Linked DNA regions of Homo sapiens: all the other regions are linked to region 3. Evidence: chromatin contacts called from ENCODE Hi-C or POLR2A ChIA-PET data. All regions are on one chromosome and are shown on one strand. The core of a region is the stretch at or near the end of the contact, and the rest is flanking DNA. Distances in the headings are between cores, read along the strand shown. Region 1 holds the start of INPP5B (inositol polyphosphate-5-phosphatase B). Region 2 overlaps INPP5B (inositol polyphosphate-5-phosphatase B). Region 3 holds the start of MEAF6 (MYST/Esa1 associated factor 6).

Evidence for each region. A loop is a pair of places that touch in the nucleus more often than their neighbours do. ChIA-PET counts read pairs that join two places held with the same protein, here RNA polymerase II (POLR2A). Pooled maps may share reads with other maps.
Region 1: a loop to region 3 is called in a pooled map, with 8 times the contacts of the local background. The contact joins the promoter of INPP5B here to the promoter of MEAF6 in region 3. A Hi-C loop is called at or near these places in 8 of 50 pooled maps. POLR2A ChIA-PET finds 5 or more read pairs at or near these places in 4 of 52 experiments (CD4-positive, alpha-beta T cell, CD8-positive, alpha-beta memory T cell, T-cell and 1 more).
Region 2: a loop to region 3 is called in a pooled map, with 3 times the contacts of the local background. The contact joins the enhancer-like site here to the promoter of MEAF6 in region 3. A Hi-C loop is called at or near these places in 8 of 50 pooled maps. POLR2A ChIA-PET finds 5 or more read pairs at or near these places in 3 of 52 experiments (CD4-positive, alpha-beta T cell, CD8-positive, alpha-beta memory T cell and T-cell).

The regions. Positions count from the first base shown.
Region 1 is chr1:37,944,914-37,948,307 of GRCh38, forward strand. It overlaps INPP5B (inositol polyphosphate-5-phosphatase B), which reads right to left and starts at 2,140. Exons shown (of 24, transcript NM_005540.3): 1 at 2,077-2,140; 2 at 1,339-1,421; 3 at 843-937. The coding sequence starts at 1,395. LOC105378651 (a long non-coding RNA gene) reads left to right here. Exons shown (of 5, transcript XR_001737983.3): 5 at 366-714. RefSeq lists enhancers at 1,962-2,491, 2,069-2,308.
Region 2 is chr1:37,924,575-37,927,697 of GRCh38, forward strand. The region is part of intron 7 of INPP5B (inositol polyphosphate-5-phosphatase B); the gene reads right to left. Among named protein-coding and RNA genes, the nearest start is that of INPP5B, 21 kb to the right of the region's middle. RefSeq lists an enhancer at 1,589-1,828. Within about 2 kb of position 1,446, at least 5 of the 41 ENCODE cell types and tissues checked have a DNase peak (open chromatin) inside an H3K27ac peak, as active enhancers do.
Region 3 is chr1:37,513,280-37,516,555 of GRCh38, forward strand. MEAF6 (MYST/Esa1 associated factor 6) reads right to left here and starts at 1,487. Exons shown (of 7, transcript NM_001270875.3): 1 at 1,378-1,487; 2 at 144-259. The coding sequence starts at 1,467. RefSeq lists a silencer at 1,072-1,671.

The sequences.
Region 1 (3,394 bases), core at 890-3,389, 430 kb after region 3:
TGGCCTAACTCACTTTACTCTTTAATATGGACAAATCGAGGAGTAAAACAACTTGCTCAAGATCATGTGGTTCCACCAGGTGCGGTGGCTCATGCCTAAAATTCCAACACTTTGGGAGGCTGAAGTGGGAGAATGACCTGAGGCCAGGAGTTCCAGCATGCAGCTATGAGTGCACTACTGCACTCCAGCCTGGGTGACAGAAAGAGACCCCGTCTCTAAAAAAAAGATCATGTGAGGCTGGGCACGCTGGCTCATGCCTGTAATCCTAGCACTTTGGGAGGCCAAGGCAGGTGGATAACTTGAGGTCAGGACTTCAAGACCAGCCTGGCCAACGTGGTGAAACCCTGTCTTTACTAAAAATACAGAAATGAGCCAGGCATGGTGGCGGGCACCTCTGTAATACCAGCTCCTCAAGAGGCTGAAGCACGAGAATTGCTTGGACCTGGGACGCAGAGGTTGCAGTGAGCCAAGATCACCCCACTGCACTCCAGCCTGGGCAAAGACCAAGACTCCTTCTCAAAACAAACAAACAATAGATCATGTGGCTTGTTAGTAACAAAGCCTGGGTTTGAACCCAGGCATTTGGACCACGAGGCTCAAGATCTGGACTAGTATGTTAAACTGTCTCTTCTCAAGAAACTTCCTCCTTAGATCTTGAGGATTATGAGTTAGTACGTGTGCAGGGTTTAAAATATAGTGTTCAAAAAATATTAACTATCATTGTGATAATTATTCTAGGAGACTCAGACCCTGCCCTGGAGGGACAGTTGAAGTTCAGCTGGAGGGTGCAGTGATGAACAACCCCATGGCCCAGACAGGTGGGGACCAAGCCCCTCACTCACGCGTGTTCCTGGCCGCCGTGCTCCAGGCGGTAGCGCACGAGTCCCAGGAGGCGGCTCTGCCGGCTGTCCCCCTCACACAGCACACCTTGCACCGCCTGCGGCTCAGAGTCAAGGGAAGACAACCCAGAGGCGAGGCCTCTCCCCACCCAGGCTGTCCCACCTTCCCTCTGTTCCCCTGCCCCCCCAGATTCACTGTGTGGCCTTGGGTGAGCACTCAAACCATGTGCTGAACTAACAGACAAACAGGCTCTCTAAGCCTTCCTTATCTATGAAATGAGGATAATAATCCCCAACTTCATAGGGAGTTAGGAGGATAACTGCGTATTTAAAGCATTTGGCTGAGAGTCCAGGACTCAGTAAGTACTTAGTAAATACTGATTTCCTTCTCCCCTGATGGTTCAGAGGGGCAGGAGAGGGGATAGACACCTCGACACCTTCCATTCCTCTTCCCAAGGCCAGGGCAGGCTCAGGGCCGCAGTTAGCACAGGAAGGATATGATGACGCAGTATTCCCCCTCAGCCAGCGTCTCCTGGATTGCCACAGACTGGTCCATGCTGGCCCCTGCTGAGCGCACACACCCTGTGGGAGGGGAGATAGGAGCCCCGCTTTGGTCAACAAGTTACGCATGGGGTGGTGGAGCTGCCTCAGAGGGGTTGGGGGCAGGAGGGAGGGGCCTTTGCAGAGGGAGATGGTACCGGGGAGGCCTGATCCTCCTCCTCCTCCTCTTTGTCCTCCCTAGAATAGGCCTTTCAGTTTTTAGGGATAGGGGTCCAGTCCCTTTGCCCCGCTGGGATCTACAGTTTGCTATACTGCCTTTGTCTGGGAGGGCATCCAGTTGCTCTTGAGTGTGGTCTATCCTTGTTGGAAGTGGGGTACGTGGATTGGAGAAGGGGACCTAGTCCCTTTGCTCCTAGGACATGGCTCTTCCTCTCTTTTGGGGACAGTTTTTGTTCTGCTAGCGCCTCTCTGGGAGGTGTCAGTGGTGTGTCCATGTGGGGTTCAGGGAACATCCCCTTACTGTCATTCAGGAGGGTCCCATTCCTCTTTCCTTGGAGACAGGAAGTGTCCCATTGCTGCTTGCCCTTCACCCCCGCCCCAGCAGGCCCATTGCATCAGCTGCAGGCCGGGGGTTGGGGGGTGTCCCAGCCCTCAGCTTGCCCACTCCCTCCTGCCCAGCCCTGCCCTGGCTTTCCTGCTCTGCTCCCACCCACAGCTCCCTGACATTGTCACCTACCTCCTGAGCTGTCACCACAGGGCGCACGGGACTCCGCTGCCCCAGGTTCCGGGACAGTGACTACATTTCCCAACAGCCCCTGCGCCACATGGTGGTCAGTCAGCCTGCAAGTCCCAGCATGCCCGAGTCAATCGTGGGGTGGGGAGTCTCTCCATCCGTGTTAACCCCTTAGGCCCTGGGGTACACTGGGCTTCCTATACCAGAAAGGTTTTCTAATGATTGCCCTCACTCCCATCCCCAGCCCTCTAGGTCATGGGGCCAGAGCTTCCCACCCAGAAGGAAGATGGTCACATTTTATCTTAGGGGAAGAATATAATGCATTTTTATTTTCTCCTTAGTTCCATCCTCAGCTCTTCTCACTCCAGGGTAGACAACCCGGACCTCTACTGAAACTCTTCCCCTAAAATAACTACCTTCTCCTGGTTTAATGGAGGGAGAACCAGACTATGAAGAACCATTATGTCCATTTTCCAGGTGGAGAAACTGAGCCTTGGATAGGTTAAGCAGTTTGACATTAAGTCCTGCAGCTAGCAGGTGGCAACACTGGGACTCCACTGAAAGTCTGACTGCAACTCCTGGGCCATTTATACCGCTACACACTGCCCTATTTCCTCCCTTAGCCCCACCCAGCCCTCCTGCCACACAGGGCTGTTTGAGGCTACTGGGTGTGAACGCACTTTATAAAGGGTATGACACTGTTCCTGTCCGGCAACGTCCTTCCCCTGATCCGCCTGGCTTTGTGACCTTGGCCAAGACCTTTCTTCCCTTGGGACTCAATTTCCCCATCTAAGATAAGGAGGTTACCCAAGATGGACAAAAAGAGCCAGCACAGGGACTGGGCACAGTGGCTCATGTCTGTAATCCCGGCACTTTGGAAGGCCAAGGAGGGAGGATCGCTTGAGGCCAGGAGTTTGAGACCCCATCTCTAAAAAAAAATTTTTTTAAATTTAGCCGGGTATGGTGGTGCATGCCTGTAGTCCCAGCTACTTGGGAGGCTGAGGTGGGAGGATTGCTTGAGCCCAGGAGTTCAAGGCTGCAGTGAGCTGTGATTGCTCACCCAGCTCAGATAAGGAATGCTAGGATCATTCTCACTTGGCCTATTGGCTGTTTAATTAAGCTGTAAGCTCCCGTTGGACAGGACTATGCCTTTTCATCAACATACCAGCAGTTTCTGGCACACAGTTATCTATGGAGTTAGTGAATTACTTTCTGAACTATTTTAATAAATACACCTTCTCTCAAGCTTTGGCCCAAACTGAAGGAATGGGCCTTCAGTGCTGGGGAGGGGGTGACTGTTGTGACTTGTGAACAGTTTCCC
Region 2 (3,123 bases), core at 196-2,695, 410 kb after region 3:
TTAAAGACATAAGAGGAAAGTTGAGACACACGTTTAATATCGTACAAAGAGGTCAAGCGCGGTGGCTCATGCCTGTAATCCCAGCACTTTGGGAGGCAGAGGCGGGAAGATCACTTGAGGTCAGGAGTTTGAGACCGGCCTGGGCAACACAGGGAGATCTCGTCTCTAAAAACAAAAAGAGGCTGCGCATGGTGGCTCACACCTGTAATGCCAGCACTTTGGGAGGCCAAGGCAGGCTGAATCACTTGAGGTCAGGAGTTCAAGACCAGCCTGGCCAACATGGTGAAACCCTGTCTCTACTAAAAATATAAAAATTAGTCCAGGCATGATGGCTCACGCCTATAATCCCAGCACTTTGGGAGGCCAAGGTGGGCAGATCACCTGAAATCAGGAGTTCAAGATCAGCCTGGCCAACATGTTGAAACCCCGTCTTTACTGAAAATACAAAGAGTAGCCAGACATGTTAGCACATGCCTGTAATCTCAGCTACTTGGGAGGCTGAGGCAGGAGAACTGCTTAAACCCAGGAGGTGGAGGCTGCAGTGAGCAGAGATCACACCACTGCACTCCAGCCTGGGTGACAGAGTGAGACTCCGTCTCAAAAAAATAAAATAAAATAAAAATAAAAATAAATAAAAACAAAAAGAGAAAGTAATAGTGCACCAAGGAACCATGAAGAAAAGAAAAAGAAAAATGTCCAGGCCTCTTGACATCCACTTTGTTTAAATTCTCATCATTGGCATTCCAAGAAAGAAAGTCTCTTCTCATTCATATTTGCTAGCTTCAGTTCATGTATGGATCACCAATAACAAAACTGTTAGAGCGTAATTTATTTTATATATTTATCTATTTAAATTTAGAGATATCACTATGTTGCCCAGGCTGGTCTGGAACTCCTCAAGCAAGACTCCTGCCTCAGCCTCCGAGTAGCTGGGACTACAGGTGCGCACCACTGTGCCGGGCTAACAGTATATTTTAAGTAGCAAAGAAAAACATGCAAGTCAGCTAGCATCTATCCTCCAACAGTACAGTATCTTTCCTCTAATAAATATATTGATGCCTCCCTCTTCCTGAACTGTCCCTCCCTGAGGATTTTTCTGTTCAAAGCTCCACTTCTAACTGAGTGTTTGTGGGTCACCTCACTTGCTCTCAACAATAACTGCAGAATTCCAAAACAAACTGTTTTCAGAAGAAAAAAAGAATCTTTAGGGGGTTCTCTTGTACTAGAAACATAAAACTGGATTAAATGGCCCAAAGAAGGAAAATGGAGAGGGGAACAACAAAAGGAAGAAGAAAAACGAATACAGTTCTCTTTTGTTTAAGGAAACAAAGTGACTTAAAATAAGTTACTTAGGAGCCTGCAGAGCTTCCCACAACGGTGGAAATGATGGGCAATATTTGTTCTCTAAGATAAACAAAAGCAAATTTATTTTCTCCATGCTAAAAGGATATGTTGGTCACACAAGTTTTACCTATTAGTACTGACAAAACAAGATGAAAGAGAGAGTGAGAGAGAAAACCACCCCGGGGGCTATTTTGCTAACATGCTCTCTGGCTTCTACTCTGGTAAACTAGGTTACCCTTTATGTTACCCTGAGATATAAATAGCATTCATTTCCTTTCACTGGCATGACAGACTTTAATACTTTGTTTCCTGGGTCCAGAAGAAAAAATACTTAAACACATCCCCTTGTAAATTTGAGTTACTACAAAGCTGGTTCATTTCTTTTTTTTTTTGAGACGGAGTCTCACTGTCGTCAGGCTGGCATGCAGTGGCGTGATCTCAGCCCACTGCAACCTCCGCCTCCCAGGTTCAAGTGATTGCTTCAGCCTCTCAAGTAGCTGGGATACAGGCGCACGCCACCACGCCCAGCTAATTTTTTATATTTTAGTAGAGATGGGGTTTCACCACGTTGGCCAGGATGGTCTTGAACTCCTGACCTTGTGATCCGCCCACCTCGGCCTCTGAAAGTGCTGGGATTACAGGCTTGAGCCACCACACCCGGCGAAGCTGGCTCATTTCTAATCAACTTTGGATTAAAAAAAAACAAAATGTATTTGCTATTACTGCTTTGTTAAAATAGCCCAGAATGGCCCCTGTGGGACTTCTGAGTAGCCATTTCCTTTTTAGTGCATAGTTCAAAACCCTCCAGAACACAGCTCCAGGTTTTGCATGTACCCAGGATGCAATGCAGGTGAACATTTTACAGACTGACTTGGATAAGTACTGGGCCCTGTACAGGATCCTCAATGGGGTTTTCTGAATAAGAGCAACTTCAGTTGCTAGATGGAAATAATGAGGTATTTCTCCCAAATCAGACTTCACTCTTTTTAAGGAAAGAAAAAGCTGCAAAAGGAAGTTAACAGCATCCCTGGTCATCTAGTGGTTAGGAAGAAAAAAAAAGAAAAGAAAAAAGATGTTAAGAACAGTGAGGCCAGGCGCGGTGGCTCACGCCTGTAATCTCAGCACTTTGGGAGGCCCAGGCGGGCAGATCACAAGGTCAGGAGATGGAGACCATCCTGGCCAACAAGGTGAAACACCATCCCTACTAAAAATACAAAAATTAGCTGGGTGTGGTGGCGTGCAGGTGCATGTATGTAGTCCCAGCTACTAGAGAGGCTAAGGCAGGAGAATTACTTGAACCCGGGAGGTGGAAGTTGCAGTGAGCCAAGATCGTGCCACTGCACTCCTAGCCTGGTGACACAGCAAGACTCCGTCTCAAAAAAAAAAAGGAGCAGTTAAATAAGTGCAGGAGCAGAAAGACTCCTACCAATCTACCGATTCAACTACCAATCTAAAGTCAGTGCAAGCTGGGCTTGGCAAGAGAATCACGTGAACAAGCTGCCACTCAACCAAAAGCATTACCTGACTTCAACACCACAAGTTACCTCCTAGACACTGGTCTGAACCTGAAGACGTGGATTCCAGTCTGAAACTAGCTCCATTTCATTTTTCTTTTTCTTTCTTTTTTTTTTTTTTTGAGACAGAGTCTCGCTCTGTCACCAAGGCTGGAGTCCAGTGGCGCAATCTCAGCTCACTGCAAGCTCTGCCTCCCAAGTTCACGCCATTCTCCTGCCTCAGCCTCCCGAGTAGCTGGGACTACAGGCGCCCACCACCATGCCC
Region 3 (3,276 bases), core at 237-2,736:
CTGAGCCAGAGTCCAAGAGTTCAAGTCCAGATCACACCACTACTTTACTACTGCCTCCAGCAAAGTTGCCACTAAGAGCATACAGTCCTAAAAACAAACGTTACTAGGGCACAATAGGAACACTACAGGCTTTCGACACTCACTTTTGGTTGGTCAGATACCGATCCCAGCCACGAATAATATTGCCATACATCTGAGTGTCTTCCAGGTAGCTTCCCTCAAAAGCATAGATCTGTCGCTCCAAATTTGCCAATGTTTCCTGAGAGATGAAAAACAAGGACATGAATGATACCTTTTAAATGCAAACACTTAAGTCTGGCCAAAATGAAATCCTGATATTAGACTCGTAAACGCAAGCTTGCCCACACTAAACCACCCTGTGGAGAGATGGAAGATACGGGGAGGAGGAGCCGTTTAGGACTAAGACAGTCTAGACCTTTGGGGGTGATGGACCCCTGAATGTATAAAGCATGTCTCCAGAAAAATACACACACACGCGAAATTTTGCATATACTTTAGAGGATTCACGGAAACCATGAGTCAAGAGCCCAGGCTAACGCAGAACTTGGGCGATGTCCACTCCCACGCACAAAAGGTATCGCTACCAGGAGAGGGAAAGGTGAGCAGCCTTTCAGCGTCAACTCGCTCCCCTCCCCGCAGGCTCAAGAGAGGCCGCCGACACCGGGCTGCCAGTTGCTATGGAAACCTAGAAGGGCAGCTTCAGGTGAGAGGGGCCTCCCGGGTGCCCAAGCCGAGACGCGGGGGCAGGAAGAGCTTAGCCACCAGAGTGCATTGGGCCTTGGGTGCCTGTCACAATTCTGAATTCTCCGGAATGTGTTCTTCTCCCTCGCCTGTCACCTTCTAGATGTTCCCAAACACATCACAACCCTGTCTATCAAAAACCTCCATTCAACGGATCTACTCCCAGTACCAAAAAGAACACGCTCCCCACCAGCCTCCAAAGTCCAGACGGGGTGACTGGGTCCCCCTCCCACACTAGCCTCCTTCCCCACCCCCTCCCCGCAAAGATCACGGACTAGCCCGCCTCGCCCACCCCCGCGGCTCACTGACGCTCGCCCTTCCTAGCGCCCTCTCCCCGGGCCCCGGCACCGTCCTCCCTCCACGCCCCCTCCTGCGGCTGCCGCTTCCCCTCCCCCTCCCGCGCTCCCGGCTCTCTCCCGGCTCCGGATTCGCACAGCCGGGAAGCTGAACCGCCGGCGGGCCGCAGAATGCGCACCCGGCCTCAGGCCGCCGAGCACCCGGCCCGCCGCGCCGCGCCCCCGGAGTAACAAACGGCCTAGCGCGGCCGGGCTTGGGGCCTGGAGGCGGGGCGGGCGCGGAGCCCCATGCCGTGCAACCCCTGTCCTAGCCCCTCACCGCCAGCTCCTGCTTCCGCTTCACGAGCTCCGCCAGCTCCCGCCGGGTGTCCGGGATCTGCGGCGGCGCCGCCTTGTTGTGCATCGCCATGTTGGGCTGAGGCGGGCGGCGGCGGCGCGAGGTTGGGGGCGGTCCCTGCGCCGCCAGGGGGCGCCCCCCCGCTCTGCGCCTGCGCGCGCGGCTTCCGGAGACGCGTGCAGCGCCGTGCCGAGCTTCGCTAAGGCCGGGGCTCTCGAAGGTCCTTCTCGGAGAGCTCTAGAGATGCGGCTTCTGCTTTCTGCCGTTTCCTGCCCCTCGGCTGGCCGCCGGCTTTACAGACGCCACAAATCCACCGCGTCCAAAGCCTAGCTCGTCCTCAGGCCTCCGAGTCTCCTGTGCGCCCCGCTTCAGTCCACTTCAGTGAATGACTTTCACTATCCACCGAATTGCCTGCGTCAGAAACGCGGTTTTCCTCACTCTGCACCTGGAGTAAAACGCGATCCCAGGTCAAGCTCTATGGACTCGACTCCGGAAGAGCTCGCGAATCCATTTGCTTGTGCCTGCGCCTTCTGCCACCTCACTAGTTCATTCAGGCCCTCCCTGTTTGGGGCTACATTATTCCAGCGGCTTATTTCCACCTTTAGCCCCACTTAATCCACTATCCACAGTGGTGCCAGGATCTTCCAGAAACAAATGTTATCACTCCCCGGTTTAAAGTCTTTCAGTGGCTTCCCATTTTCCCAGTGCCCTTTGGAGAAACAAGTATGTGTAGTGGTTAAGGGCACAAAACTGGAGCGAGAACTACCTTGTTCAAAATCCTATCGCTACATCGATAAAGTGTGCTCCTTTGGGCAAATAACCAAATCTCAACTCCCTCATCTGTAAAATACAAGCAGTAATAGAATCTACCTAATACATTTGCTGTGAGGAGTAAATCACCTAATATGTGTAAGGGGTTTGGCAGGCGCCAATGACTGTGCAAGTACGAGTTCGCTTTTATCGTTAAGTCCAAGGTGTAAACGTTGTTTTCACTTGGCCCCTGTGGATTTCTCCGTCCTCAGCTCTCCATCTTTCACTGTTCTGCAGTTTCGCTATCATAAGTCTAAGTGGGATATTTTTTCTTCCTTTTGTTTTGTTTCTTGCTTGGAAGTCTTTGGATTTCTATAATATGTGGGTTGGTATCTTCCACCAGTTTTGGGAAATCGCAGTCATTTTTCTTCAGATGCCTGTCTCATTTCTCTCTCCTTCTGGAACTCGAACATAAGAAGCTTTTTAACCTACCGTCTATATTTTCCATCTTTTTGTCCCTCTGTGCTGCATTCTGAATAACTGGTTTCGTGTGCGGATCTTGTAACCTGCCATCTTGCTGAACTCCCTTACTAATTTTAGGGGGGGTTGTATAGATTCCTTGGAATTTTTACATAGATAATAATTTCATCTGCAAATAAATAGGGAGTTTTTTTTTTTCTAAGCTGAGTGCTTTTTCTTTTTCTTCCTTATTGTGCAGATTTCCAGTAGTCTGTTAAATAAAAGTGATAACATTAGACATCCTTGCCTTGTTCCCTGTTTTAAGGGGAATGCAGGCCGGGCGCGGTGGCTCACGCCTGTAATCCCAGCACTTTGGGAGGCCGAGGCGGGTGAATCACAAGGTCGGGAGATCAAGACCATCCTGGCTAACACAGTGAAACCTCGTCTTTATTAAAAAATACAAAAAAAATTAGCCGGGCGTGGTGGTGGGCGCCTGTAGTCGCAGCTACTCGGAAGGCTGAGGCAGGAGAATGGCGTGAACCCGGGAGGCGGAGCTTGCAGTGAGCCAAGATCCCGCCACTGCACTCCAGCCTGGGCAAGAGCGAGACTCCGTCTCAAAAAAAAAAAGGGGGGGTGGCGAATGCATTCAGTCTCTCACCATTAAGTATGACA